Linked DNA regions of Mus musculus: regions 1, 2, 4, 5 and 6 are each linked to region 3. Evidence: chromatin loops called from intact Hi-C (ENCODE). Cell type or tissue: heart. All regions are shown on one strand. Region 1 overlaps Zfp790 (zinc finger protein 790). Region 2 overlaps Zfp383 (zinc finger protein 383). Region 3 holds the start of Zfp84 (zinc finger protein 84). Region 4 holds the start of Zfp420 (zinc finger protein 420). Region 5 overlaps Zfp27 (zinc finger protein 27). Region 6 holds the start of Zfp568 (zinc finger protein 568).

Region 1 (5,000 bases), 51 kb after region 3:
GCCAGAGTCAGTGGACACAGCCACAGCGGTGTGTGTTCATATCAGCCAGAGTCAGTGGACACAGCCGCAGCGGTGTGTGTCCATATCAGCCAGAGTCAGTGGACACAGCCGCAGCGGTGTGTGTCCATATCAGCCAGAGTCAGTGGACACAGCCACAGCGGTTTGTGTCCAGATCAGCCAGAGTCAGTGGACACAGCCGCAGCGGTGTGTGTCTATATCAGCCAGAGTCAGTGGACACGGCCACAGCGGTGTGTGTCCATAGCATCCAGAGTCAGTGGACACAGCCGCAACGGTGTGTGTCCAGATCAGCCAGATTTAGAAGGTAAATGTCATCTCATTTCTTTATCTGAATTAAATAGAAACCTCAGTACCATAAGCCTGCCCCATTCCCTTTCTGTTTTTGAGACAGGGCCTCTCTATGTAGCCCTGACTAGCCTAGGACTTACTATTTAAATACATACTCATAGTGAACTCAAAGATTCATCTGCCAATGCTGATATTTCAGTTGTGGGCCACCATGCCTGGCATGCATGTATATATGTACACATATATGTATACATATATATGTATCTATATGTGTGTATATACACACACACACACACACACATATGGTAGCATCATTAAAGACCAAGCACAGTTGTCAAGTGGTAGTTTTTGTTTTTGAGATAGGCTGTAGCTTACGCTGGTCTCAAACAGGATACATGTCAGTTCAGAGTCTAGGGCTGAACCCGGACCCTCCCAGCTCCACTCTCCAAGTGCTAGCTAGGGCTGTGGGGGAGCCCCATCACACCCTTCCAGTGAGTTGGTATTTGATTTAAAATTCAAGTCTTGCATCATCCACTCTCAGGTAGGGAGATGATAACTTCACTGAACTGGATGCAGCCTAGTTGAGCAAGAGACTGCTGGACAGAACCATGAAGGAGTTCTAAGCTCAGTAGCCGAATGAGAACCATGCCTGGCACAGATGCCCATTGAGGGGCTGACACCATTGAAGTGCCTTCAAGACTTCCTCATAAGCCTGGCTCTTAAGTTTTAGTTGATATGAACCATCTTCCTCTACTGGAACTTAAGCAAGCAAACAGTCGGACGGAATGGCATCAGTATACCAGAGAACAAGAACAACCGCGAGCAGGCACTTACAGCACAGCTGTAAGGATAACTGAAAGGCATGGAGAGATGGCTGCTCTTGGAGAGGAGCTGGCTTTGAACCCCACTACCCTCATGGTGTCTCACAACTGGCTGCAACCCCAGCTTCAGGGGATCTGACGTCCAGACACATTTATTTATTTATTTATTTTTAAAGAGCATTTGGAGGATGGGACTAAAGTATTTCTGTTTGTCTGAGAGTGGAAGAGACACCAAACCTGAGTTCAAGGTAGGGTTTTCATGGATTTTTAGGCAAGACAGGGGTTTGGATCAGGCACCAACTAAAACCTATCCCTTTTCATCTTTCATCATAAAGCAGGCAGGTACTAGTGTGATCCGAGGTAGTGATTCAGCCAGTTTGTTGTTGGAGTGTAGACCGTACAAACTCACCTCTGGTATGATGCTGTTTTACAACCCATGTGTCTTGTCATCTTTCTGAGGCCAGTTTCTCTGGCTCCCAGGCGGTGGACTACATTTCCCAAGAGCCATCCCACCCATGGATATTTCTGGTCCAAAGATAGCTAGTGGCATCATTTGCATAGCTGGGAAAGAACTGTATGTAGGTCTCAATATTGGCCATCTCAATGTGTCCTGAAATTCCTGAAGCTCTTGTGAACAGATGTTAGCTTTGTGTATGGAGAAGGTCTATGTCGATGGAAATACTGGAGTTTAAAGCCAGGGCCTTTAAATTGACAGTTGTGGTGTAGTCTTTTGTTAAAGCTTATGCAGAGACGGACTACATTTCCCAGAGTGCACTGTGACCAAGCAACTTCCGGGGAGTTGTATTCAACCCAATTGGCTTCAAGCCTGAAGCCCTAGGAACGTCTAGGGTCTGTGGGGTTTATTGAGTGCCAATTTAAAGCTTGAAATCAGAATGGCCATGAAAGCCGAGGTCAGGGGTGAAGGGCATTTCTGTGTAGCGCAGAGTTCTGAAGAGAAAGTGGTGGTGTTCCCGGCTGGCAGCGTTGGAGTTAGTATGCGAGCTTGGAGGTGAGGTACACACACTTGGGATTAATGTGGGAGCCGTGGGCGATTGCCTTGTCCTGTGTGTGTTCCGGAAAGCGATGTTCACATTCAGTGGACAGGTTATGTGTGCCTGTATGTACATGGCCATGTATGTAAACACGGTAGAGCAGCTGCCCTGACACACAAAGAATGAGCATTGTGTTTAATAATAGACACTGTACTTTCTGAAAGTGGGTGTGGAGCTGAAGGAAGTGCTTTCTCTTGGTGAGTGAAATGGCAGAAATGCAACTGGGAGATAAAAGAATAGAGAAAGGGCCAGGAGAGGCTCCGGTGTTAAAAAGTGCATAGTGTTCTCAGAACCGACTTCTGCCTCTCACTGCTTCTGACTCAAGCTATAGGGACCTTCCTGACCTTGCTGTCATGTGCGAGATTACAAGTGTGTGTCAAGATTAAAAGTGTGTGCTTTTTATATCTTTAAAAAATGTTGATGAGTTGAGCTATCTCTGTGAGTTTAGAGCTAGCCGGGTCTGCTTAGTAACTTCCCAGCCAGCCAGGGTTACATAAGGAAACTTTGCCTCAGAAAGCCAAAATAAAGTTAATTAATTTAAAAATTGAATGATAACTTGTCTAGACATACAATCATTGATTCTCTCATCTCTTTTCCCACAAATATACAAGCCATACATTTTCAGGGTAGAAAAGTCTAATAAAAACTTGAATTGCCGGGTGTGGTGGCACACGCCTTTAATCCCAGCACTTGGGAAGCAGAGGCAGGGGGATTTCTGAGTTCGAGGCCAGCATGGTCTACAGAGTGAGTTCCAGGACAGCCAGGGCTACACAGAGAAACCGTGTCTCGAAAAAAAAAAAAAAAAAAAACCATACAAACAAAAAAAAAAGTTGAATTTCCTCTCAGTTAGAGGTAGTTGATCTTTTTGGCATAACTCTTTGTGAGTTTTAAATGTTTTTGATAACTTTGTGTGCTGAGTGTTTGCCCATGCATATGTATGCATACCAAGTGCATGCCTGGTTCCCTGGAGAGGTCGGAAGAGAGCATCGAGCCCCCTGGATCTGGAATGATGGACGCTCCATACCATTGTGTGGGTGTTGGGAATGAAGCCAGGGTCTTCTACAAGAGCAACATGCTTGGAACCCCAAGGCATCTCCTCAACCCATCCACTCCTCATGGATTTTTTTTTTTTAAATCTAATGTCTTTTTAGGTGATGTTTTGTGCCATTTCCCCCATACCATCATGTCCCTCCATTGTATTTATTTAGGCAGGTAGTATTAGTATCCACTCACGGTCTCACAGCTGTCTGCTTAGTCACCTTGAATCCAAATCCCCCTACCTGTCTACTTTTAGCAACAAGCACTTTTTTTTTTTTTTTAAATTAAGACAGGGTTTCTCTGTGTAGCCCTGGCTGTCCTGGAACTCACTCTGTAGACCAGGCTGGCCTCAAATTCAGAGATCCACCTGTCTCTGCCTCCCACATGCTGGGATTAAAGGCATGTGCCACCGCCCACTGGCTCTTTTGGGGGCTTGGGGGGAGACACAGGATCTCACTAGCCATAGTCTCTCTAGCTCTGGCTGGCCTAGAATTCACAGAGATCCTGCGAAGTCCCTGCCTGCTTTTCATGTCTTGTCTGTCAGAAGCTTGCATTCAGTGTTTGCCCACTTCTCACAGAGTGAGTATTTCTCGTTTCTGTTTCCCTTTTTTCTTATATATGGCTTAGGAGGAATGTGGGATTAGAACGGGTTTTCCTTCAAACTGTGTAATAGTTGCTCTCAAGTCCTCCCTCTCTCCTCCCAAAACACAAATCGTGTTTCACTTCACAGTTGTTCAGTGGCCCCTCACTTGACTTGCAAAGAAAGACCCATCATGACCACGGAGCTCTTCATATCGTCGGGAAATGGACAGTGCACGCTTTACATGGAATTGTCATGAGCCTCGCTGTGCCCTGCCCTGCTCTCTATGACAGCTTCCTCCCTTCTTCCACACCCCCACCCACCACACACTTATTTGGGTTTTTTTAAAAAAAGCATTTTTTAAAAGATGTATTTATTTTATGTATATAAGTACACCATTGCTCTCTTCAGACACAGCAGAAGAGGGCATCAGATCCCATTACTGATGGCTGTGAGCCACCATGTGGTTGTTGGGAATTGAACTCAGAACCTCTGGAAGAGCAGTCGGTGCTCTTAATTGCTGAGCCATCTCTCCAGCCTCTTATTTGGTTTTTTGAAACAGGTCTTACTATATAGCTCCAGCTGGCCAGGAACTTGAGATATGGACCAAGATCTCATACTCAGAGATCTCCCTGCCTCTCATTCCTCAGCTCGAAGATTAAAGGCATTGACCACTCTGTCCTGTTTGTTTGTTTGTCTGGCTGGTTGGCTTTTGGTTTTGTTTGCTTTAATTATGTGTGTGTGTGTGTGTGTGTGTGTGTGTTTTGTTTGGATGTCTGTGTTTCCTGTGCATGCAGTGCCCGTGGCTGATCCCCTGAAGCTGGCGTTACAGATGCCTGTGAGCCAGCATGTGGGTGCTGGGAACTGAACCCAGGTCCTCGGGAAGGGCAGCCAGTGCTCTGAACTGTTGAGTCATCTCTGCAGCCCTTTCCACAGCTCTAATTCAGTTTAAAATGTAATTTTTCTTAAAATGTAGAGTTAGAGACCGGGAGAGGAGGACTCCACAGTCAGGAGCACCCGCTGCTCTTGCAGAGGATTTTCGTTTACTCCCCAGCACCCACATGACAGCCCACAACCATCTCTGACTCCAGCTCCAAGGAAATCTGACACACCCTCTGCTGCCCCCAGGGAGCACCAGGACACCATGTGGTGCATGGATACAGGCAGGCAAATACTCATTCGCATAAAGTAAAAATAAAGTTT
Region 2 (5,000 bases), 140 kb after region 3:
GGACTTCCAGGCTGGCAATGTTGCCAGCAGACAAAGATGGAATCAGAAGGCCCCCAGGACAGATAGAAGCAGCTAGCAAGAACCACTTGGAGAAACAGAATGGCGGAGGTCAGGATAAGTTAGTAGCTGAGACACTGTCCCAGCAAAACTTAACAACAGCTTTAAACTATGTAGCTGTCTCCATGTCTTAACACAGACTTATCAAGTGACCCGGTTCTTCCAATTGTCCATTCATGGAAATGATGGAAAACTCCAACATAGACACATGGCCTGTGTTCTCCCTGACTTCCTTCTGTTTAATGGTCACATGTTAATTTAGGAATTAGACAACTTACAGTTTTTGTTTCTTTCTATAACATGGTTATTTCAAAGAACTTGGAAAACAGAGCCAATTAAAATTTTTGCTACACAAGGATAACCTCTGTTTGATCAATTTCCTTTTCATGACATTTTCAAGGGTGGGATCTTACAGCATTAACCATTTCATATATTTGGAGTGAAAAACTATGCGTGGCAGTTGTGTGGTTTGGTTGTTGTTGGCTTTCTTTTGATTTTTGAGACAGGCTGGTCTCAGACTCTGCAAGTAGCTGAGCATGACCTTATACTTCTAATTCTTCTGAGCTGCAATTACATGTGTGAGTCACTATACTTCTGCATGTATGCATGTATGCGCAGTACCACATACATGCCGTGGAGGCCAAGAGAGGGTGTTAGAGTCACTGGAACATACTGAAGGTTGCGAGCTACCGTGTGGAGGCTGGGATCCAGACCCAGGTCCTGTGCAGCAGCAGGAAGCACTCTTAACCACTGAGCAAGCACTCAGCCCCCATTTTGAGTTTTTTGTGTAGTTGGTTGTGTTTAGCTCTGAGGCAGGGTCTCTCGCTGTAACCCAGGCTGACTCCGTGCTTTAAATCAGTGGCTCGCAACCTTCCTAATGCTGCAGCCCTTTAATGCAGTTCCTCATGTTGGGGTGACCCCACCCATAAGATTACTTTGTTGGCCCTTCATGAATGTAACTTTGCTACTGTAATGAATCATAATGTAAATATCTGCTCTGCGGGATAATTGATTATCCAGAACTACTTGGTTATCTAGAACCACTTCTCTAGAGTCTCCTGCTTCACTTCCCTAGTACTGGGTCACTGGTATAAGCCACCATGCCAAGTTCTGTACAAGGGTTTGAATCTTCTTTTAAAAATCCAAGCCAGGCAGTGGAAGATTCTAAGAAGTTTGAACTGTGTGTATAAGCTGTTGAGGTTGTACAGTCAAAAATCAAAACGTTTGGCCACCAGAAAAAGAACTTGAATTAGTAAGAAATGAAGGATTGTTTTGGTGTTTGAAACCAGGGCATTATGCGCATTCTTTATGAGTGAGCTAACTCCCCAGGCCTGTTCTTTGAGACTTGATCACACTCTATAGCTAAGGCTGGCCTGGAACTCACTGTGCAACCTGGGCAGACAAGACAGCTCAACTCCAAATCAGTCCTCTTGCCTCGTCCTCCCTGGGGCTGGCTTATAGTCGTGCAGCATCATGCCTGGCTTTGTGTCCTGTTTCTGGATGAACAGGCAACCCAGAGGTCCCGGGTCTGGTGACATCATGGAGTGGCTCTTTTGCTCAGCCGGACAACGCAAGCACCAACATTTTGGAAGTGCTCTCTGTGTTCTAACCTGGGTGTGTTTATTGTTTCAGAAACCGGTGGTGTTCAGTGACGTGTCTCTGGACTTCTCGCAGGAGGAGTGGGAGTGTCTGGGCCCCGCGCAGAGAGACTTGTACAAAGATGTGATGCTGGAGAACTATAGCAACCTGCTCTCAGTGGGTAAGGACACCTGTATCAGCAGCGCAGCCATCTCTGCAGTGTCTGCTTCTTCCTCAAGGAATTTCTCAGCTGCCTTTCAAGCTTGCCACCTGAACTCCTGCTCCTTGTTTGCAAATACCTGGTTTCAGCTGGGCGGAAACAGAAGCCTGAGAGACAGGCGGCTCCGGTGGGCTGTGGCTAAAGCTTCCTCCTCGTCTCTGGCTGTTCCTGTCTTGACATCTCTTGCTTGGTGACCGAGGGATGGCATCCGTTTCCCACAGCGTAACTATGTTCCATGTCTTTTCTTGTAAGCAGGACTTCACATTCCCAAGCCTCAGGTGATCTCTTTATTGGAGCAAGGCAAAGAGCCCTGGATGATTGGTAAAGAGCTTACAAGAGGCCTGTGCTCGGGTAAGTGAGAAGCATTGCGCAGAGCGGTGCCCACGGGGACAACTCGCTGGTAATCCAGGAAACTGCACCTTTCCCATGTTATTTTGTTTTTTTTTTTTTTTTTTATTTTTATTTTTTTTAAAGATTTATTTATTTATTATATGTAAGTACACTGTAGCTGTCTTCAGACACTCCAGAAGAGAGAGTCAGATCTCCTTACGGATGGTTGTGAGCCACCATGTGGTTGCTGGGATTTGAACTCCTGACCTTCGGAAGAGCAGTCGGGTGCTCTTACCCACTGAGCCATCTCACCAGCCCGTTATTTTGTTTTAAAGAGTATTTCCTAATGTTATGTAGACGAGTGCTCTGTCTGCATGTACACCTGCGTGCCAGAAGAGAACATCAACTCCCATTATAGATGGCTGTGAGCCACCATGTGGTTGCTGGAAAGTGACCTCTTAACAGCTGAGCCATCTCTCCTGCCCATTGGTTGTTATTTTGTAAGCTTCTGCCAAAAACTTGGGTCTAAGTGAGAAAAGCAAGTTCTTTTTTTAAAAAAAGAGCATTATTATTATTATTATTTTGTTTCATGTATTGATTGATTGATTGATTGATTGCATGGGGCGAATTGGGGGGGGTCAAAGGACAACTGTGAGAGTTCGTTTTCTCTGTGCATGGTGTTGGTCTGGGGATCAGACTCAGGTCATCATTGGTTTTGTTTTCACATAGGAACGGTTTTATAACTGGCTTATCAGTCTTTACCTTCTCTTGTCCATCCAGAGGTCGGATGCCTAAAATCCCAACCTCCTAACAACCTGAGTTACCCTCTGGTGACCAGGCTCAATACTAGAGCTTTTCTCTTTCTTTTAAGATTTGTTGTTTTATATGTATGGGGTATGTGTGCACCAGATGTGGTATTTTATATTCATGGGCCTGAGTGTGTGTGGTATGTGTGCACCACCAGTTGTGGACTGGTGCCCACGGTCAGAAGACCTGATAAAATCCTCTAGAACTAGTCACAGGTATTTGTAAGCAGCTATATGGGCACTGAGAACTGAACCGCAGTCCTTTGCAGTAGCAGCACACATTCTTAACTGCTGGGCCATCTTTCCAGAACCAGTCCTGAGGCTCGTTAAGGCCGATCATGAATTGCCTCAGTAGCACCACAGAACTGCTGCTGTCATTCAGAGAATCTCAAGGTTTTTTGAAGTTCCATGGCAGAAAACCAGGACAAAGATCAGTGTGGCAGAACATGTTTATAATCCTAGCAACTAGAGAGACTGGGGCAAGATAATACAGAGTTCAGAACCAGGCAGAGTTACATAGTAAGACCTTGTCTCGGGAGACATTCCTTTCCTTTAATCCTTGCACTTGGGAAGCAAAGGGTCTCTTGAGTTCAAGACCAGTCAGGGCTAGATAGTGAGACCTTATCTCTGAACAAACAAAATGAGCAGAAGACCAAATGTATTATTTGGGGTTTTTGTTTGTTTGTTTGTTTGTTTTTCGTGTCTTGTACCCAGTGCTTTTTTTTCTCCAAACTATTCTGACTTACATCCACATTTAAGAGTCATTGTAGGAGCATTGGCGGTGCGCGCCTTTAACCTAGCACTGAGGAGGCAGAGGCAGGCTGATCCCTGTGAGTGTGAGGCCAGCCTGGTCTATAGATCAAGTTCCAGGACAGCCAGGGCTACACAGAGAAACCCTGTCTCCAAAACAAGACAGTGCTTGTTGGTAACTTATTTCCTCCATGGTGGTCTCTGCCTCCACGGTGCATCTTGTTAATTCCCTGTGCTCTTTGTCCATTTCCGTCATAGATCTCCGTAAGCCTGTGTCATTTACTTACTAAACAGTATAGTCACTTCCTTTTTTTTTTTTTATCCCAGTATGAAAGTTTAAAGCTTTTCCAAATAATAGAGGAAAAAAATATATTTGCTGCTTGTCCTTTCTTTCAGCTCTGGAGTCAATGTGTGAGAGCAAGTTATTATCTCTAAAGAAGGAAGTGTATGAGATCGAGTCCTGCCAGAGGGAGCTAATGAGACTTTCAAAGCACAGCCTCTCGTGCTCCGGTTTTACAGATGCTCCGGAATGTGGAGGCCAATTTCAAGGTGGACATGGAAGCCAAGAGTTACTCACTCGGGAATACATGCCCACATTCTTTCAGCAGACCTTTTTTACCCTACATCAGATTATTAATAATGATGAGAAACCCTACGAATGTAAGAAGTGTAAAAAGGTCTTTACCCAGAACTCACAGTTTATTCAACATCAAAGAATTCATATTGGTGAGAAGTCTTATGAATGTAAGGAGTGTGGGAAGTTCTTCAGTTGTGGGTCACATGTTACTCGCCATCTGAAAATTCACACTGGTGAAAAGCCCTTTGAATGCAAAGACTGTGGGAAGGCCTTTAGTTGTAGCTCATACCTTTCTCAGCATCAGAGAATCCACACTGGTAAAAAACCTTACGAATGTAAGGAATGCGGGAAAGCCTTTAGCTACTGCTCAAATCTCATTGACCATCAGCGAATTCACACTGGTGAGAAGCCTTATGCCTGCAAAGTATGTGGGAAAGCTTTTACAAAGAGCTCACAACTTTTCCAACACGTGCGAGTTCATACAGGTGAGAAACCTTATGAATGCAAGGAATGCGGCAAAGCCTTTACGCAGAGCTCGAAGCTTGTTCAGCATCAGAGAATCCACACTGGAGAGAAACCCTATGAGTGCAAGGAATGTGGGAAGGCCTTTAGTAGTGGCTCAGCCCTTACAAACCATCAGAGAATCCACACTGGGGAGAAACCCTATGAGTGCAAGGAGTGT
Region 3 (5,000 bases):
AGCCAAGCTCGAGCCCCACTGCTGCTGCTAAGTCAAGGACTCTCTCCCTGTGGGACCAGCTGGAGCTACACACACACACACACACCTGTCCCAGGCTAGGTCTAGCCTGCAGGGCCTCGCTCCATTCTCAGGTCTTCTGCGTCTCCCAGCAGCACCTGGATGTCCGAGAACCTGAGAACCATCGGTGCCTCAGACTGCACTTCCCCACCCCTGGAGCCATGTCCCGGGCCTGTCTGGTGATGGTATAAATAAACACGGTAAATAAACATGGTCAACTTCCTGCGTCCTGCCTCCCTGAGTGGCTGAGCCCTGTGGTGGAGCAGATGCGGGGCCCCAATATCCCTACAGGGCTGAGGCTCCTGGTCCTCAGCTCAGGTGGGGACACCCTCCCCTGGGAGCTGCAACTCTTCTGCTGAGGAGGCTTCCTCTCAGAGCTATGAGGTTCCTCAGCTCCCATGTCTCAGGATGCCCTTCCACTGCCCTTCCTTTTACAGGAGCTGAAAAAGAAATAAAAATAATAAAGCAGTTACATTTTGGGGTGGGTGTCACTGAGTCGGGGTTAATCAGAACTTATCTTCCAGGGACTGGAGTCAGAGACAATTGGTTGGTGGGTACCAAGATGGTTGCACAGTATAAACGAGCTTCTTTAGTCATAACAACTGGATGCTGTCTGTTCAGGTTTACAGAGCAGGGACTCTGAGACTTGTACGAACGAGACTGGTCCACCAGCATCCCATGCCTCCCACTGTTAACAATGCTGTGTCTTCTTGCTGAAAAACTTAATCTAGGGATTAGCTTATGTCTTCCCTCTCACAGACCTTTCAGTGTCAGCCCCAAGAAGTCAACGTGAGGAGAACGAGTGGTGAAAACAGTAAGGAACTTAGGTGGGTCACTGACACATAGAACTACAGCAGCCCAAGCAAAGACTTGTCCCTCACGGCCTGTAATGTCACCCACTGGTCACAGCTTCTCACTGTGCTTCCAATTCAGAAGAAACATCCCAGCCCTTCCCATCTTACCCACCACCCGTTGTCTCTGCCTCTTTCCTCTGTCTTTCTCTTCCAACCCCTTCTCCTCCTTTCACACATGCACGCGCTCCCGCACATTCCTTCACACAGACACACAAAGTGCTCCTGTGCTCTTCACTAACCCACAGGCCTACATTCCAGTAACAACTGGCGGCTTCTCCATGTCCAAATCAGGAACTCCAAATTTGAAACATTTGTTTAGAGCCCTCCTCCTGTCACCGCCCTTGGATTTAGGTTGAATTCATTTTGCCGAGCACTGAGAACCCTGCGGGGTGTTTGGGGACTGGGGCTGAACTGTAAATTGCTTGCACCCGTTGTTTTCTGGGAAATGTAGTTCAAACCGAGGAGTCCAAGCCGCAGTGCCTTGTGGGAAAAACAAGCCAGGGCACCAAATCCTCCTTCGTGTAACCCCTGCCACAACATCTGCTCTAAGCCGATTCACGGAGAATTCCTCTGGGAATTCTGTCTAGAAAGGGTCCCAGGAGGTCCCGGAAAGACCAGGAACCTAGAAATCCAAAAAGCGGAATCTGGGTTTCAGGCTGCCGGTAAACCTAGATCTTGTGAGCGAGATATTCTCTTCTCTCTCTCTCTCTCTCTCTCTCTCTCTCTCTCTCTCTCTCTCTCTCTCTCTCTCTCTCTCTCTCTCTCTCTCTTCCCCCCGGAGACAGTCTTCCTAATAAAACTCTGCTTCCACAACAACAAAATCAACCAACAATAACAAAATCCACCAAGACTTGAGGCACAGTGATGCATACTTTTAATCATAGCAAACAGAAGGCAGAGACATGGGCCAGAGTTTGAAGCCAGTATGATCGACATTGAATTCTCATTATATGAGTGAGAATATATATATATATATATATATATATACATATACATACATACATATGGAATTCCATAAAATTTGATCCAACATAAATGTTCATGATTGGCCCAACATAAGTGCTTGGAACAGAACAGACGATGCTCTTAAGAACTGAACCATCTCTCTGTTTATTTTCCTTTATGGACACAGGTCGTTAGGTAACCATGGCTTCAAACTTGTTATGTAACCGAGGCGGGCATTAAAACTCTTGATTCTCCTGCTTCTGCCTCCTGAGTGCTGGGATTACAAACATGCAATGCTCAACCCAGGCTAATGCAGCACATTTAAATTTGTGGCTATCGAGTGGTAAGTAGACTAAATATTCCAGTAAAGATAGGGCGATCTTTGCCCTATCCAGTCGTTCCCAGTCCTAACAGCCTTGTCTCATTCCTTCAGGGAGCTTGGAACACCACACTGGAGAAGCTCTTAAGAGCCCTCATATATCCGACTGTCAATAGCAGGATGAGTTCTTTACCGAGAACGCGGTCTGTGATGTCTTCTGGGAAATGTAGTCCTGAGCTGGATCACTTGCTCGGGTTCTTGCCTCGCTTCTGTAGCTGGAGTAAAGATCCACCCCCACCACAGAGCCGAAACTGCTTAAGTTTCAGAGACTTCAAGCCTTGGATCCTTGGGAAATTCCCCCTTTAGAAAACTAATCGTCCGTTCTCTAGTTTCAACAGATCTCTACTTCCTCTCTCGCACACTGAAACTCTCCTGCAGACTCTAGAAGTAGCACCGCCTTCTGGGAAATGTAGTCCACTATAAATGCTCAGCCACATGGCGGAAGTGGCTGGAAAGAGGTTGTTCCGGATCATCTCAGTGCCCTACCCGACCTAACCCGGTACTGTCCTGGTCGGTATTCGCTGGTCGTCCGAGTTCGAAGCCGTGAGATCGCAGTTTATACTTTTGAAGTGAGTCTGCCCTTGGTTTTAAGTGCTTTGTGTAAATACAGTCCTTAAGGCCTGTATTTGTTGGTCGCTGGCTGCAGGCCGGCTCTAGGGGACCCACCCGGTTTCCGGGATGGCGCTAGAGGCTTAAAGAGGGACTAAGGCGGCGGGAGTGTGACTGCATGGGCGAAAAGGTTTTTGGAGGATGTGGATTGTACAGGAGGGTGAGAGAGAGAGAGTGCGCGAAGTCAGCAGAACGTGGGTAGTAGGTGGTTACCAGATCCTCTAGTCTTGCAACGCAAAGTCGGGGGCGGGAGGTGCGGGACACCATTTATGTCAAGTTTATTTGAAAATTTGGGGGGAGGGGGGAGAAAGCTAAATAGTAGAGACGGTAAGGATTTCTGTGTTCAAGATAGATCAGTTTACCAATCAGCATGACTTTTAACTGTAGTTAGGAGTTAGATATGGTGACCCACATCTATAATTTCAGCACTCGAGCTGCGGAAGCTGGAAGTCAGTGACTTTGAGGACAGCCGTGGGAACATAGTGAGTTCCAGGCTACCGGGACCCACATAGTGAAATCCTGTCTCAGAAACGGATGAGTGTATAGAAATTGTATTTGAAAAAACGTAATTACTGTGGGTTCCTACTTTTGTGTCACACCCTCCGAGTAGCCATTTAGCCTTGTTTAGGGAACTCTTAGAAAATCTTAGCCTCTGTTGACTACCACTAGAGAAGTCAGAATTTGAAGTTCATGATTCTGGGTGATCCACTTCAGGTTCTAAAAAGACAACTTCCTCAGCTCTAGGCTTTTCTGTCAAGAAGCAGACATAGTGAGCACACGGAGTCTCCGTTGTACCCCATCTTCACCCTGTCCAGTTTATAGTTACAAAACTAGTCCTCGGTGTGGTGGGTTTAGAAGGTGGGGGCTTTTTGAAGGTAATTAAATGGGAGTAGTGCCCTGGCTCCCTGGAGCTACCTGCCTTCTCTAGGTGAGAGTGCAGTCCAGAGACTCCATCTGGGGACCGGGGAAATCGGTTTTCACTAGACACCTAATTTGTCAGTGCCACCACAACAGAGAAATAAGTTTGTTATTTATAAGCTAGTCTCTGGTATTTTGTTATAGCAGCTTAAGTGGGCTAATGGACTTTAATACTGCACCTGGCCAGTTCCTGCAGAAATTATTTGAAGTTCCTGAAATGTACTTTGTTTTTTTGTTTACGGTTTCCAGAGAGATCAAGTTCCTTTTTTTTTTTTTGGCTTGGTATGGAGGAATCCACAGAAACGCCTTTCTTCATGACATGAGGAACTCTTCCTACTGTCCTAGTAAAAGGGAGTGTGGGGTGAGATAGAATTGGTTAGTCCTGGGGTGAGGTGCATGTGGAGGTTTTGAAGATGATTGAACCTGTTCATGGTAACACCGAAGAGTGAGTAGCCTAGAGGCACGGCTTTGAACTTTGGACAGAATTTCATTTTATTCATCTGTCTAGTGTCTAGATAGATGGCTCGGTGGTTAAGAGCCGTGGCTACTCTTCAGAGAGTCTGGGTTCAGTCCCTAGTACCCACACTCATAGCTGTCCATAGCTCCAGTTCCAGCAGATACAGTCCCCTCTTTGTGACCCCTCAGGGCACCAGGCATGCACGTGGTACACAGACACACGTGCAGGTGAAACACCCATAAGCATAAAATAAGTAAAGCTTTTTCAAAAACAATTCTGAGCATAAACTCTCAGACAAAAGTTTGGAGAAGCTCAGGCTGCCTGCAGAAAAAAAGAAAAAACAGCAGGCATTTTACCGGGTTCTCGAAGAGACCTAGGCCATCAATTGTGGACATAGCGTTTTTTAAAATTAAAGGCTGGTCATGGTGGCGCACACCTTTAATCCTAGCACTCAGCACACAGAGGCAGGCAGATCTCTGTGAGTTTGAGGATAACCTGGCCTACATATCGAGTTTCAGGACAGCCAGAGCTACAGGGTGAGACCCTATCCCAAAAGAAGAAAGGAAGGAAGGAAGGAAGGAAGGAAGGAAGGAAGGAAGGAAAGGAGGGAGGGAAGGAAGGAGAAAGGAAAAGAAAAGAAAACAGAAAAGAAAGTAGCCAGGTGTATAATACACATTTCAAATTCCAGGACTTGGGAGGCAGAGGCAAGTGGGCCTTTGCATTGGAGACTAGCCTGGTGTACTTAGTAAAACACCATCTTTGAAAAAGAAAAATCTCTTTA
Region 4 (5,000 bases), 92 kb after region 3:
ACCTGGAAACCTACATTAAGGACATGGAAGAAGGACTCCTCCCTCTTTCCCTGCTTGTTCTCATCCTTGTCATTCCTTTCCTGGCATTAGAGTCAATTTCTTCCATATTCACCTGTGTGCCAAATTCTTATTTTGTCAAATCCTGAAAATTTTGCCATTATACACAGTCTTCTTAATGCCCACTTTGAATGTGTCTTCACTATTTATTTTTCATTACCAAGATAATGTGTAGATTTCTTCTTCTTGTAGAAAACTTGCTCCACATTCTAGGTAAAGCTGAGCTTCCCTTTGGCCTCCATTCCTGTAGCAGTTCCTTCCCGAGGTAGGCACTGCATTTGTCTTAGATACTCTCCTATTGCTGTGAGAAGACCCCATGACTAAGGCAACACAGGAAAATGAAGTGGAAAGTTCTGGTCTCTTTGTGACATGGATAGTTTTCTGGAAACTGTCTTATGGTTGTGCTGAAGCAGACATGTGGGAAGTTGTTTTGCTGAGAACAGACACGTGGTGTTTTTCTGGAAGCTACTTGGAAAGAAGGCATGTGATGTTTTGTTAGCAGATGCTTGAGAGAACATGTGATGTTTGAAAAGGGTATAAGTATAACCCAACAGACATAGGTGTTGGGTGACAGTGGGTCATCTTGCTATTCTTTGCTAGTCACCGTTTGTTGTGATTTCGTAGAGAGAAACACACCAAAGAACTTCCGGTGGCATTCCAGTGGCTTCTTGCTGCTTCTGTGGACTCTGGCCAATTTGGAAGAGCCTTGAGGTTTCTTCTGGATGGACGCAAGCCACTGCTATGGCTGATTCGTGAATATTGCTTACAAGTGAGTCGAGCTACCACTGCTGATTCCTGTGAATTGAACTGCCTGCTGCTATCCTGACAACAAAGACTGGGATTGCCCCAAAGAACTATTTCTAAACAGCCCACATCCTCCTCTGCCCTATTAACCTTTCCTTTCCACTGCCTCTGGTGGGTGGTAGGCTAGAAGGGAGGTTAAAGCATTTAAGCACACTTAAGTTGGTTTTGAAAAATACAAGCTTACTGGAAAAAAAAATATATATATATATATGAATGAGAGAGACAGAGTCTTTCTGTGTAACCCTGAGTATCCTAGACTTTGTTCTATAGACCAGACTGGCCTCAAATTCAGAGATTCACCTAACTCTGCCTCTGGGAGGAAAAAATACTTTTGTTTTTTCAAGACAGAGTTTCTCTGTATTGCCCTGGCTCTCCTAGAACTTGCTCTGTAGACCAGACTGGCCTTGAATTTAGAGATCTGCTGGCCTCTGCCTCCCAAGTGTTAGGATCAAAGGAGTGTGTCAGCCCTGCCTGGCTGAAAAAAAGAAAAAAACACTTTTAATTAGAGGCTTGCAGACAGTTTCAGAGGGTGAGTCTGTGGTCAACATGGTAGGAAATATGGCATCAGGCAGGCTCTGCCCTAGAGCAAGTAGGTGAGAACTCACATCTGATTCTAAGGCCTCACTTGGGCTTGAACCCTCAAAGCCCACCTACAGAGGTACACCCCTGCAACAAGGCCACATCTCCTAACTGAGAACCAACATCCAAATATATGAGCCTGTGGGGGCCATTCTCCTTCAAACCAATGAAGTGGAAACTTAAGGGTTCTTTGAAAGTCGTTTGGAAGTGGATACAGGTGAAAGATAACACAGATCATCATGAGCAACTAGTCAATTATTCCAGAAATATGTAGTGACCCTTCACAAACAAACTACAGTGGCTGAATCTCTGTTGAGCAACCCCACATGTGGTATAAAATCTCATTACCACAGGTATAAATCACCTCACAAATATTGCGATTGGGGGGAGAGAGGGAGGAAAGAGGAGCGGTTTGGAAGGAGAGAGGGGGAAGGGAGGGGAGAGGTGGAAGGGAAAGAGGGAGGGGTGAGAGAGAAGGTGGAGGGGAGGGAGGGGGGGGCAGGCATTGGCCCCAGCCATTGGACTACATTTCCCAGAGCCACCGGGAGCAGAACGCCGTTTCCGTTTCCTGGCGAGAGTTCGGGGTACTTGCGTCACGAGAGGGTTGTGTCTGGAGGATCTCCTAAGCATCCCATAGAGCAGGCTGCCTGTAGTGGAGCCCGGCGCAGGAGGCGGGACCCTGAGCTTCCCTCGGAGGTGAGCGTGCTGAGGAACGTCTGGAGGACGTGTCTGTGGCATTAGGTGGCGGTGTCTCCCGTGTATACGCCACAAGCCTGTGCTTTTGGAGCCTGTTGCGACCCTTGGTTTGTGGTTGGCGTGCTGTGTGTGAATGAGTTGTGACACACAAGGGTGTGTGTGATTGTTGCTTATCTCACTAGAGATGTTTCTGGGACTGATGGTGTCGGCCCACGTGTATGGTGGAGAAACGGTGCTGTTATAGCGAGGTATTTAGATGTTTATGTCACTCTGAGGTTGTTGATGTACCTGGTATCCTGTGCATAACTGGCTTGCCTCGGAAGACATGTGTGATAGTGTCACTGAGATTACGATTGCTTGTTTCCGTCGCCTGTGACTTTTATAGTGTTCTCCCATTTGGGTGACTGTGTGAGTGCGTGTGTATGAATGTATGCGTGTGTGTTTATGTGTGTACGTGTGTGTATGTGTGTGACTGTAGGATGCTGTGTGCTGTACTCATGATTGTAAAGAAAGTAGAAGTTCACCCTTGTAAAAGAATGTCGCTGACAGTATTTGTCCCTGACAGAATGTTTGGTTATTGTACATGCTTGGGTCCTATATACGAGTTAGTGCTCCAACGGTGTAGCTCTGACAGTGTAAATTGTGACACTAGCAATGTGACTGTGGAAATTTTCTTGTTTCTACCTGTGATCCTTCCCTGATGTGGTAGGGTACAACGGTGAAATTTTGTTGGAATTCATGGGGGGTCCCCACCATGAATCTACCAAAGGATCCTGAGTTGCTTGTGACTTTGTCTCTCCCCAATTACTCCCAGAATGTAAAGACTTAACCCCTCTGTGGGGACGGAGGAAGAGGTTGTCTCTAATTCAGAGTATATGGCAAGAACAACATAGCATCTCATTTAACTTTTTTATTCTCAAAGTACAACACAGAAGAGGAAAAATGGCCATTGTCCATCTAGAAGGGAAGTTTGAGGTAAGCAGATATTTGTCTCCTCAACAGCCTTTATCATGTCAGAAAACGATCTTTGTTTTACTTTATTGTTGTTTTTGTGACTGTCTCCTACCCAAGTCTTCTCTTATAATGGAGGAACAAGGCAATTTATTTATTCCTATTTACTTATTTTTGAGGCAGGTCTCTGCCTGGTTTGAACCTCTTTATGTAGTACACACTGGCCTTGAAATCATAAAGACCCATCGTCCTCTTCCTTCCAAGTTCTGGGTTAAAGGCATGCATTAACTCAATGGCATTTGATGTTTATATTTTGAGAGTAATGAAAATGTGTAATTTGTAATAGATGTTTTCCAATACTGGATACATTTATAAAGAATGGATTTGATGCTCAAATTAAAAGAAAGAGCATTCTTGTACTATTTATGTAACTTTTGGGAGAATTTAGCTTTTGTTTCAGTTTTTTGTTTTGGTTTTGGTTTGGTTTGGTTTTCTTTTTGAGACAGGGTTTCTCTTTGCAGCCTTGGCTGTCCTAGAACTCACTCTGTGGACCTGGCTGGCCTTGAACTCAGAAATTCCCCTGCTTCTGCCCCCTGAGTGCTGACATTAAAGGCATGCGCCACAACCACCGAGGGTCTTAGCTTTTTTAATTTTTATATTTTCAGTACCATCTTGCTTTATAGCGCCAACTAGTCAAATTCTTACTTCAACCTTCAGTTTTGTTTTGTTTTTGTTTATTTAGTAAATGAAGTCTTCTATTTGTGTGCATTTGAGTGAATTTGCTCCATGTTGTATGCAGGTACCTGGGGAGTCCATAAGAGGGCACTAGAGCTTCCATTACAGGCAGGTGCGAGCTGCCAGATGTGGGCGCAGGGGAACGAAACTGGGATCCTCTGCCACTGCAGACTTCATTCTGTTCTGTTTTGGTTTTAGACAGGGTCTTGAGTCGCCCAGGTGAGGATCCTTGAACTCTTGGTCCTATTGTCTCTGCCTCTTAAGAGCTGAGAGAGGATAGGCCTATGGTCTGTTTTTTGTTGTTGTTGGTTTTTGGTTTTTTGGTTTTTTTAGCTATTGAGTGGAATTTTAAAATGAGAAATTAGACGCACAGCTCGAAAGTCGTTATGTATCAGCCGTTTCCTTTCCTGAGCCATCTGTCACTCACAACCAGTATCCACTTGGCTTTTGTCTCTAATTGCCTTTAACCCGTGAGATGCCTTCTTCCATTTTCAAGTATTTCTAATAGATCTGTTCTTTCTCACTTCTTCGTGTGACTTGAATCCTTTTAAATTTACCAAGATTTATCTCCTGACCTACAGTCTGGGGCGTCGTAGTAAATGTTCCCTGGGCAATGAGGAAGACTGTATTCTTCTGCTGTTAGGAAGAACAGATGCCGTTGGGGTCAGGTAGACTGGTTGTGTTGTTTAAATCTTCTAGACATTTACTGATTTTTTTAAAAATTTATTTATTAAATGTATCTCTTTTTCTTCAAAGGTGATCCCGGTAAGCCACATAGGGGGAAGCTGTCCTCACCATACCAGATTTAGTACACACAGAACGCTTTGCAGTCTTCCAAGGGAGTTGAAGCCCTCAGCCGTCACGTCCCATGCACACCTGCATCCCTAGCCCAGGCCCCTCCTTTCTTACATTCTTCTCAAAGGGTAAAACCTTGAGGACATTAATCCGTGCTTTGACGCGGGTCTCAGTTCTTCCCACCCCAGCCTGAGCTCCATCTTCCTCGCCTTTGTGCTCAGTCTAGAAGATGGTGGGAAGCTTTGGTTCAGTGTTCTCTTGGCAATGAGAGGATTTCCCCCCTCAGGGTTGATTTACTCTCACGGTGAGGTTCCCTGGAGGAAACTCAACAGCGGGGGCGCTGGCACTTTATCCCAAATTGCCCTGTGCTAACACTAAATGGT
Region 5 (5,000 bases), 130 kb after region 3:
TCCCAGCCCACCCCCACCCCCACCTCTATCCCCACCTCTATCCCCACCCCCACCCCATCCCCATCCCCAAATAATCGTGGTGGCTTTCATCTCAAAGTCCTGTTCCTAAATATGCAGCTCTAGGTTTCTAGTTATGAGCCAATCTTTTCCCACCCCTCTATTTTTGAGTAAGAAAAGCAGCTGCTGACAGCAGGGCCTGGTGCTATCATGTGGGTTACAGTGTTGCTAGGAGCCGTTTGATGAGATTATCTAGATCATGGGATTCTCCATGGTGTTAAACACAAGACCTCACAGACAGGAAACATTAAAGACTCCCTGTGGCCATCTCAGCAGAAGACCAACCCAAAACCACTCTGTAAAGTCTGAGCACTGTTCAACTGTAAAAGCTAACCGTCCTCTTACTCCCACTTGTAACTGTGTATTTTTTAACATAGCCATGCCCAAGTTCCCTGAAATAATGACTGAGACTTCTTATATATGATGAAATGCCTAGGCAAAACCTTTGCTCTGTTCCCTGCCTAGCTCATACCTCAATAACCCAGTTTCTTCTATTCTGAGCATGCCACAGAGCTGGTTACCTTCTTCTCAGGTTCATGCTTATGTCTGCTCCTTAGAATTTGGGGCTAATCTCCAGTGCCTGACTATTTCCCATAATTCCCCTCTCTCTCTTTCTCTCTGCTGGAACTCCCACTTCCTATTTCCTGACTCAGCTCATTGGCCATGGGCTTTTTTATTGACATGTGAATGCTTTTACACAGTGCACAAGAGATTCTCTCTACACCCACTAATACAAATATAATATACAAGTGTACATTGTACTTTATAATTTACATAATTGTGATGGTTGTGCTCAATTTATATCTAAGAGAAAAGAGCCTTTAAATTGGACAAAAAGGGGGACATGTTGTGGGTTGCCCTGGTGCTGTTTATATTCTGATGTTAATTCTGCTTCTCTCATGAACTTTCTCCCCATTCTAACTGGTCAAATAAAGGCAGTAGAAGGGAAAGGTGGGACTGGAGGTTTTAGAGAGTGGGGGCACATGGGGACAGGGAAGGAGAAGGGAGAGAGAGGGGATGGAGGAAGAAGAGGTAGAGCCAACAAGGAACAGAACCACATGGCCAGGAAAAACTGCAAGTAGCAAAGGGTCTCATAGCTGGGAAATAAGTGAGGATAGTGATAAATCTGCCCAATCTAGGCATATAGTTATAAATATAATAACTGGGTTGTGTGGTTTTATACAGGCTTACTGGGATTGGAAATCGCTGCAACAAATTGGCACACCAACATATGGCTCAGAACTCAACTAACCTGAAATAAAAGTCTACCCCCATCCCATCCTCACCCCCACCCTCATCCCCAATAAATGGCTGTGGCTGTGATCCAGGACTGCAACAATGTGTGGACTGAAAGCTGAGTGAGGGGGGAGCTGGTGAGATGGCTCAATGGGTAAGAGAGCCAACTGCTCTTCCGAAGGTCCTGAGTTCAAATCCCAGCAACCACATGGTGTGGCTCACATCCATCCGTAATGACACCCTCTTCTGGTGCATCCATATCTGACACCCTCTTCTGGTGTATCTGAAGACAGCTACAGTGTACTTAGATATAATAATAATAATAAATAAATCTTAAAAAAAAGAATAGATTGATACTTAAAGATGAGAAACACAATAAATACCTTTTGAGTTTTCTGGGATAATATTTTGTATGGTTGAATGAGGTAGATTTAATTGACACTTATCAATTACAGTTTTTACAATATCTTGGTTTACTATATTTTCTCAAAAGACGGGACCCTAGATTTAAAAATTACATGCCTTAGAAAAGGGATTAGAGCAAATGATGGAACTAAAGGTTCAGGGATTTATAGGTCATGATAAGCCACAGAGAGAGGAAAATGAAGGTTAGAGACAGGAGCTGGAAAAGATGCTAGAACAAAAGATGCAGAAATTCATAGATTGAACTGAACAGCAAAGAGCTAGGGATAAAATTTGGACACAGAGTCTAGAGGATAATTTACTAAAGTTAGTAAGTCAAAATAAGATAGACACAACAATATCAGAATTACAACATAAAGAGAAATTTAAAAGCTAGACGCAGGGCCTGGAACAGAAGATACAGGGATGTATAGAGGAGCAGTTTGAACAGCAGAAAGAGAAATCTAAGAGTCGGCAGTGTAGTGGACTAGAGGAAACGTTAGAATTAAAGGAATTTCTAGAGGAAAATGAAGGCTGGAGACAGGAGTTGGAAAAGACGCGAGAGTAAAGGATACAGCAGCTCACAGAGGAGACTGAGCGGCAGAGAGAAAATAATGAGGACTGGAGGCAAAGCTTGGAGGTGAACCTGTTAAAATTAATCAGGATAGAGAGCAGGATATCAGAATTACAACATATTCAGTCTTGGGGCTGGAGAGATGGCTCAGTGGTTAAGAGCACTGACTGCTCTTCCCAAGGTCCTGAGTTCAAATCCCAGCAACCACATGGTGGCTCACAGCCATCTGTAATGAGATCTGACGCCCTCTTCTGAGTGTCTGAAGTATGCTTACATATAATAAATAAATAAATCTTAAAAAAAAAAAAAGAAGAAGAACCCCTCAAGACTGGAAGGATATGGCTCAACAAAACAGAGCCAAGGGTAGAGAGATTTCTACAGATCAGCTGCTTGGTGAAGGTCATTTTGCTGAGATAGACGTGCAGGCTATATATGATGGAGAAACCTTGGCACTGTGTTGCTTGTCAGCCTTTAGCTGTGTGTGCTATGATGGTATATGGAGACAGAAGACAACTTCATGGGGTTTGTTCTCTTTCCACTTTTATGTGGTTGCAGGAATTGAATTTGTGTCTCCAAGCTTATGGGGTAAGCATACCTAGCGACCTATCTCACTGTGTAAAATGTTTAAAACCAAAACTTGAAATTAAATGTTGATAGTGTTAACAGCAGCGCAACAGAGCGGGAGGAGACAAAGTTGACAATGTTTCCCAAAAAGGAAAGCAGTAAAAATTGTGGAGGAAAAATGAAAATTGGAGACTAACTGAGAAGCAGAAATGTCAAGAACCGAATCAATAGACTATCTGCGTTCAGTGTGGCGCTCTGAAAAGAAATGGCGCCATTCCTTCAGAAACCCTATCTGGAAGTAATTTCTACCAAAAATTTTATCCACAGACAACAGATAAACACGGTAGGATGCCAAACAACAGTCTCTCATGATGGTCCACCCTCATTGCCTTTGGAGTGGATGACATTGCTCAGGTGTTTCTTGATTTTTCGATAAATAGATCAAGATTGGTTCCCTGAGGGGCAGGTTTAGGGGTTCAGTTGTTCGGGTGGCCTATCTGCTTCTCCTCTGAGACTCCTGGGACAAATTAGGGACATCTACTCCTTGGAGGAAGTCTCACCCCCAAGACCCCGCCCCCCTGACCTCACATGAGCTCCCAAGATCCTCTGGGGCCAGTGGTGTAGCTTCCAGGGTTGAAGTCCAGTCAGTTGGCATGATCACGCTGGGTCTAGACCCTGTCCTCTCAGCAACCAGAAGCTTAGCGGTCCTCTATGAGTTCAGTCAGAGCTGTGAGGAAGAAGTGCTGTGGAAGAAGATCTTGTAAGGAGCCGCTCAGAGATACCAAGATACCCAGAAATGTCAAATCCTTAGTCATTAGACATTCACCACTGAAACACATGCCAGTTACCTCACAGAGCAGTCGTTCTCAAACTTGAGCAGGTATGCACTCAAATTATCTAGAGGTATTGTCAAAATATAGTTAAAAATTCTCAGCCTCACTCCCATGACTTCTGCTCCAGCAAGTCTAGAGATCTAAGAATTTATGCTAATTAGTCTCCATTATTATGCTGAAATTGTTGTACCAGGGACTAGCCTCAAGAAACAGTGCTGAGAGAATAGAAAATTTAAGAAAATCTGGGTCCGGGGAGACATGTTAGAGGGTAAAGCGCCTACTACCATATAAGAAACATAGCAATGCTTTTAAAAAGCCAAGGGGTAAGAACCGGACAAAAGAAAGAAAACTTGCAAAATGGAAAGATATTTGTGAAACTAAACTCTTTTACAAACTTATGGTGGACACTCTAATTGCTACAATATTCCTTGAACTACTTAGTCATACCTATTATTAAAAATAACTGGAGGGATGTAGTAAGGGTTGGTGAGACCAAAATACATTGTATACATATAGACTCTTCAAAAAATAAATATATTTTGTAAAAATACACATAAGTGTTGATAACAATATAACTTCAAACATATAAACCAGAAATGGACCAAAGAGAGATGGACAAATTACATTTCCATTGTGAGCAATATCCCTCCACAACTAAGCAGACAAAAAAAAAAAAAAAAAAAATCTCTAAGGGGGCTGGAGATATGGCTCAGCAGTTAAGAGCACTGACTGTTCTTCCAGAGGTTCTGAGTTCAATTCCCAGCAACCACATGGTGGCTCACAGCCATCTGTAATGGGATCTGATACCCTCTTCTGGTGTGTCTGAAGACAGCTACAGTGTACTCATATACATAAAATAAATAAATTTAAAAACCAAATCTGTAATGTCTGCTGGTGTGGTGATACAGGCCTTTAATCCCAGAAATCTGGAGGTATAGGAGGGTGGATCTCTGTGAGTTTGAGACCAACCTGGTCTACAGAGTGAGTTCCAGGACAGCCAGGGCTCCAAAAAACAAAACAAAACAAAGGCAAAACTGTAAGGTCATATGATGGTCACACAATATATATGTGTATTTGTGTATGTATATGTGTGTGTGTATATATATATATATATATATATATATATATATATCCATACATACATATATGTGTGTGTGTGTGTGTGTGTGTGGTTTTTTTGTTTGTTTGTTTGTTTGTTTTTTTTTTTGCTTTTCGAGGCAGGGTTTCTCTATGTAGCCCTGGCTGCCTGGAACTCACTCTGTAGACCAGGTTGGCCTCGAACTCAGAAATCTGCCTGCCTCTGCCTCCCAAGTGCTGGGATTAAATATATTAAT
Region 6 (5,000 bases), 210 kb after region 3:
CCGGGATACCCAAAGACCACCAGATGTCAAACTCATATGCAAAAGCAAAGAGTCTTTATTCAAGCTCCAACTCAGACCCTCAGGCCCCTTCAATGCAGCAACCCTGAGCATTTAAGGCTCAGCCTTTTTATTGTGGTTACAGCAGAGTGAGGGGTTTATCAGCTTGGCAGTCACATGATTGGCTTAAGCAATCTATTTATATCTATCTACAGCCTCTGGAATGTTAGGTATTTTCCTGCTGGTGGCCTGTGTCTAGGGTAGTTCCTTCCTGGTTTTTCCAGTAACTAGAGTTTAACTTGAGGATAGAGCCTAGTATATAAAATGAAGGCCTGGTTACAAGATAGAATCTGTCTTGTCAAGTTGGGTCCCTTCAGCTGAGAAGTGTAGTGTTTTGGAGACACCAAACTGTGTTTTCTGTCTGACCCAAGACACAAGGCTGAAGTTAGAGCAGTCTTCTGGGACAGAGGTTCTTAACCCGTGGGTCTGTATTAACTCAGTCTAAGATAGAACTGTAGAGCATCTAGATGGTAAGGAAGAATTGGCTACTGTTTTTGAAGAGGGCACACAGTCCCAGCTCACAGGAGAAATGAGGTTAACCCCCTTTCAGCCTAGGTGGAAAGGGATCCATCCAGACAGGATCTGAAACGCCTTGTAAGATGCTTTGGGGTTCTTTTCCTATATTCTCTAGAGTTTACAGGGCATAAAGACTGGTTCCAATTCTACTTCTTGGATCCATCATGGTACAACAAAGAGTGACAAAAGCACCAAGCTACAAGCCAGGAACGGTAAGTAACTACTACTTGAAGGAGACAGGCTGTTCAGTGCACTAAGAGGTTTCCAATTACAGCTTTTCTGAGAAATTCGTGAGAGTATCCCACAGGGGGCGCTCGGGGGGTGGGGGCATTGCTGAATAGCTTTACAGACAGACTAACAAATCTTTCAAGAAAATCTTCTGGACATCTCCTCTTCACAATCACAGTTCTAATTGAACAGTATGCTTATTGACCAGTTTCTACAGAGACTGCCTGTTAGGTGTTTGGTTGGAGAACCATCCTAGGCTTGCCCTCGCCTCCATGCAGTCCAGGAAATTCCATTTCCTCCCTCTCCCTACACACACTCACACACACACTCACACACACACATACACACACACACACACACACACACACACACACACACACACAGAGAGAGAGAGAGAGAGAGAGAGAGAGAGAGAGAGAGAGAGCCCTGACAGTCTCACATTCCTGACATTCCTGACAGGCCCCACCCTGCTAACCTGAAGACATAAACTCTTCAGGTCCCACTCCAGTGCTCCCATCCCCCCACCAATCTATAAGAAGTTCCCACATCATACGCTGCCTGTGACTTTCCAGTTTTGTCCTCTGAGACCGGTGAGTTCACCCAGGAGCCATTCGCAAATAAACTTACTTCTAATTCACCTGAATTGGCTTGTGTCTCCAGTGGAGGAAACATTCACTGGGTAGGAGGGAGAGAAGTGTACAGTGAAATCAGACTGAACATCTTCCTTCCACATTACACACTTTGGTTTCAAAAATATGAAGCCAGCTTGAGATCAAAGAGGCCTTGAAACTGGAGATTATACTGAACTGGAATTTGTAATTAGTAAAAGAAAATTGACCACATGAGTGAAAATCATCAAATGATAACAGTGTACACAGATTATTGTTGTTTTCGGAGACAGGGTCTTGCAGTGTAACATTGGCTGGCTTGGAGCGCACTCTGTAGACCAGGCTGGCTTGAAACTCACAGAGATCCACCTGCTCTGTCTCCCACCAGTTAAACTTAAGCCGATTATTCTAGCTTGCAATCAGGCTTGGAACATGGCTACCTCTATGCCTCTCTCTGACTTAATAATAGGTATAGCTATTCTTTTCTCCAATGGAGACAATATAGGGATCTATTTTCAAATGACAAGTCGTCATTAAGCAAGTACTTCCAGAGGCATTCAGATGTTGGGGTCATGGGGTGTGCAAATAATGAGGAAAGGACCAAGAAAGTCGGAAATAAACCACAAGTAAACTTTATACCCTCCCCCCGTCCCGTTCCCTCCCCCCCCCCCCCCCCCCCGGGAAAACACTTCTAACTGGTTAGGGTCACAAGTCAGCTTCGACCTTTGACAAAGGGAGAGAGCAGTCTCCTTTCTCCTTTTGAAGCATAAAGGCAGGAGCAGAGGTTCAGGGAACAATAAAGAAGGAATTTGTAAATTGAGGGTTAGTTCTGGAGCCCAGGGTGTGGCAGGTAGGAGGATGTTCATTCAGGCTCAAGGCTATTCTAAGACAGAGGTCTTATCTCAGCCTTTAGGGAGCTCGCCCAGGCCTGGTGGTTTTACTGCAGCTTGAAAGAAAGTAAGGCTTGCGGGCATGCAGTAAGATGGGGGCGGCCGTCCAATACCTGGGATCACTCTGGGCTCGGCACAAAGGAAAGCCCGGCTCTTTGTGGTTTGTAGTGCATTCTTTGCCTCTTTTGGGTAACTGACCTGGCAATGGGTAAAACTGGGAGTAGACATAAAAAAATTGTGACCCTCCAGGTCTTTCTTGGCCAGGCCAGAGATCATTACCAGCCTTGTCCCCATTATCCATCCTGCGTAGAGAATGGAGATTAGGAGAGAACTGGCACCCTGACCAATTTGCGAATCTAAACCTCACCTCAGAGATTGTTCCCAGGAGCAGAGTTCTGAAGTCACAACCACTCGGGTGACAGGAGCCCCATGGTTACATGCAAGATGCCACATAGAGGTAGGCACAGTCTTACACTTAAGCCACAACTCCACAACGACCAGACATTTCATGTCCTCATAGAAAAGCTATCAGAATGTATTACAAACAACCACAAAAACTATTCCAGGGCACTGCGTCCGCCCAGTCGCAAGGCTCCTGCCGAGAGGCTGGACAGGCCACTAGCCTTTCTGGGAAATGTAGTCCACAAAGGGACAGCCACCTAGCGCCCCCAGCGCCTCCTCTGGTTGTTCCGGAAAAGACCGTCCCCGCAGCTGCTCACGTCCAGCGCTGCTTCGCCGGCGGCGTCACCGTCTCGCCGCGCTAATGGGCTCAGCCACCTCGGCGCCTTCGGCCATGACTCCTGTCCCTAGCACAGGAAACGCCAGCCGAGCTCTGACCGGAAGTTGGGTCGGGCCGCGGGTCCTTCTGGGAGCACCTGTGCTCTGGGACATAACGGGCGCGCGCTGCCGCCCGAGTGGAGGGGCTGGCCGTGCGTGGCCCGCATGCCGCGTCTCTGAGGTTGCGTCTCGGGAGGTTTTGGCTGGTGGCGCTGCGGGGACCTCTCCACGGGAGAGGCACGGGTGGTCCGGTTTGCGCCGGCCGTGGGCTTCGGGCTGGGCGCGGGCTCTCGGGGGGCTCGGAGTATCCCGGGTCACAGCTTTGCGGAGAGCTCCGGGCCAGAAGGCGGGACTCAAGCCTGTTCGGAGCTGCAACCAAAAACCTGGTAAGAGTTTGTGCTACTCTGGAGATTTGGAGGGGGTGTGGTTGTGCGAGAGCGAGTGTCCTGTCGTGGCCATGTTTGGTGGTAAGGGGTTGAGTAAGGGTGTGGTGAGTGTGGGGATGGCGTGGCGTGTGCAATTGTACCGCGGAGTTCTTAGGTGTGTAGCATTTGGCGTAACTCGTAACTACGGGGAAAAAAAATCTGTACTTTCTAATGATTTCCCCCTCCTCATTGCCGCCCTTTCAACACTTTCTTCTCTAACTTTTTTCAGTTTTTCTTTCTATTATTACCTAATGGCTTGCTTGGCTTATTTAATTTTTAAAAAAATCTTTTCTTTTCTCTCCTTTCCTTTTCCTTTTTCTTTTTTTCTTTTTCTTTTCTTTTCTTTTCTTTTCTTTTCTTTTCTCTTCTTTCTTTCTTTTACCTTTGTAGTGTTGAATTTAAATCTAACGCTTCAATCACACCAGGCAAAAACTGTACCAATGAGCTACATTCCCAGCCCTGAAGTTAGTTTAATAATGGCTGAAAAAAATTCCTAAGCTCAATAGCAAACCAACTGGGATTCCTTCAGTTCACGTTGTTAGCAGATTCATTGCATTTAGCTGATCCAGGCTGTATTTGGTTGAAATTCAGATCTGCTCTCTGTTTGTTGTTTTCTGGTGCTCAAGTTAAAAAGAACTGATTCCAAACATATTTTCTTTTCACGGTGGATTATGGGAGCACAGGGGAGATCATGCAAAGACTCTAAAAAACCTCTGCTTCAAATGTGTCCATATTTAGCCAAAGAAAAGTTGTGTGGGTAAGCTTGTAGTCTATTAAAATAACTATTTGCCACATTAAGAAATCTCTAGAAATACTTTTATACTGGGTGTTACCGTTTAGTGCAAGTGCTCTTTGATGATAGTGTGCTCTTGTTTGCACTCTCTTGTGTGCACTCTCTAGCTCTGCTCTCTAGCTTGCTCACTAGCTCTCTCTCTCTCAAATTACATTTGTCACAAATTTTATATTCCAAACCCTTTGTCTTTATGTTTCAGGTTTCTCATGAGCAACATATCAGCTGAGTGTTTTTTAAACTCATTTGTCTGGCCTGACTGTTAATAGGTGAGTTTAATTCTGCTGTATTATCATACTACTGAAAACACGTTTTTATTGTTTATATTTACCTTGTTTCGGTACCCCCCTCACTGGCTTGGTTTCTGTTCTTGTCTGTGTGTACTTAGCAAAACCTCAAACTTAAACAAGACATTTACATGCTTGTACACCAAACTAGCTAGCCATCTCTTTCTGTCATCCTTGAGTAATATATTACATTATGTTGCAATACTTTAAAAAAAATTTTTTTTTTGTTTTTTTCAAGACAGGGTTTCTCTGTGTAGGCTTGGCTATCCTGGAACTCACTTTGTAGAACAGGCTGGGCTCAAACTCAGGAATCCACCTTCCTCTGCCTCCCGTGTGCTGGGATTAAAGGCGTGCCCCACCACTGCCCGAAATTCTTAAGCTGTGTGTGGTGACACATACCTGTGATTTTAGCATCCAGGAGG

The links. A loop is a pair of places that touch in the nucleus more often than their neighbours do. Peaks named below come from ENCODE experiments on the same cell type or tissue, not always from the same donor. Only the 100,000 strongest peaks of a DNase experiment are listed, where the experiment ranks them.
Region 1: a loop joins it to region 3, with 5 times the contacts of the local background. A loop is called at or near these places in 18 of 42 quality-filtered maps.
Region 2: it touches region 3 in a loop (2.8-fold over the local background); 10 of 42 quality-filtered maps call a loop at or near these places.
Region 4: a loop joins it to region 3, with 2.7 times the contacts of the local background. A loop is called at or near these places in 7 of 42 quality-filtered maps.
Region 5: a loop joins it to region 3, with 5 times the contacts of the local background. A loop is called at or near these places in 10 of 42 quality-filtered maps.
Region 6: it touches region 3 in a loop (6-fold over the local background); 2 of 42 quality-filtered maps call a loop at or near these places.

What each region holds. Positions count from the first base shown.
Region 1 is chr7:29,817,063-29,822,062 of GRCm38, forward strand. All of the region lies in intron 1 of Zfp790 (zinc finger protein 790), which reads left to right. Among named protein-coding and RNA genes, the nearest start is that of Zfp790, 3.5 kb to the left of the region's middle. In heart, no CTCF peak of the experiment used is centred here; a DNase peak (open chromatin) is centred at 1,919; H3K4me3 peaks cover 1,507 bases; H3K27ac peaks cover 796 bases.
Region 2 is chr7:29,910,480-29,915,479 of GRCm38, forward strand. Zfp383 (zinc finger protein 383) reads left to right here. Exons shown (of 5, transcript NM_001243908.1): 3 at 1,690-1,816; 4 at 2,111-2,206; 5 at 4,138-5,000. Among named protein-coding and RNA genes, the nearest start is that of Zfp383, 4.5 kb to the left of the region's middle. In heart, no CTCF peak of the experiment used is centred here; no DNase peak of the experiment used is centred here.
Region 3 is chr7:29,765,892-29,770,891 of GRCm38, forward strand. Zfp84 (zinc finger protein 84) reads left to right here and starts at 2,661. Exons shown (of 5, transcript NM_023750.2): 1 at 2,661-2,804. Gm38983 (a long non-coding RNA gene) reads right to left here and starts at 2,362. Exons shown (of 2, transcript XR_881933.3): 1 at 1,163-2,362; 2 at 1-497. In heart, a CTCF peak has its summit at 2,878; DNase peaks (open chromatin) are centred at 1,360 and 2,680; H3K4me3 peaks cover 3,703 bases; H3K27ac peaks cover 2,599 bases.
Region 4 is chr7:29,857,958-29,862,957 of GRCm38, forward strand. It overlaps Zfp420 (zinc finger protein 420), which reads left to right and starts at 2,022. Exons shown (of 4, transcript NM_172740.2): 1 at 2,022-2,136; 2 at 3,059-3,111. In heart, CTCF peaks have their summits at 2,153 and 3,898 (motif pointing right); a DNase peak (open chromatin) is centred at 2,044; H3K4me3 peaks cover 1,330 bases; H3K27ac peaks cover 618 bases.
Region 5 is chr7:29,900,484-29,905,483 of GRCm38, forward strand. It overlaps Zfp27 (zinc finger protein 27), which reads right to left. Exons shown (of 5, transcript NM_001037707.1): 2 at 3,417-3,576. Among named protein-coding and RNA genes, the nearest start is that of Zfp27, 3.1 kb to the right of the region's middle. In heart, no CTCF peak of the experiment used is centred here; no DNase peak of the experiment used is centred here; H3K4me3 peaks cover 69 bases.
Region 6 is chr7:29,980,767-29,985,766 of GRCm38, forward strand. It overlaps Zfp568 (zinc finger protein 568), which reads left to right and starts at 3,189. Exons shown (of 10, transcript NM_001167872.1): 1 at 3,189-3,462; 2 at 4,494-4,560. Gm31735 (a long non-coding RNA gene) reads right to left here and starts at 2,755. Exons shown (of 2, transcript XR_001778074.2): 1 at 2,667-2,755. In heart, CTCF peaks have their summits at 868, 1,734 and 2,982; a DNase peak (open chromatin) is centred at 3,075; H3K4me3 peaks cover 4,667 bases; H3K27ac peaks cover 4,537 bases.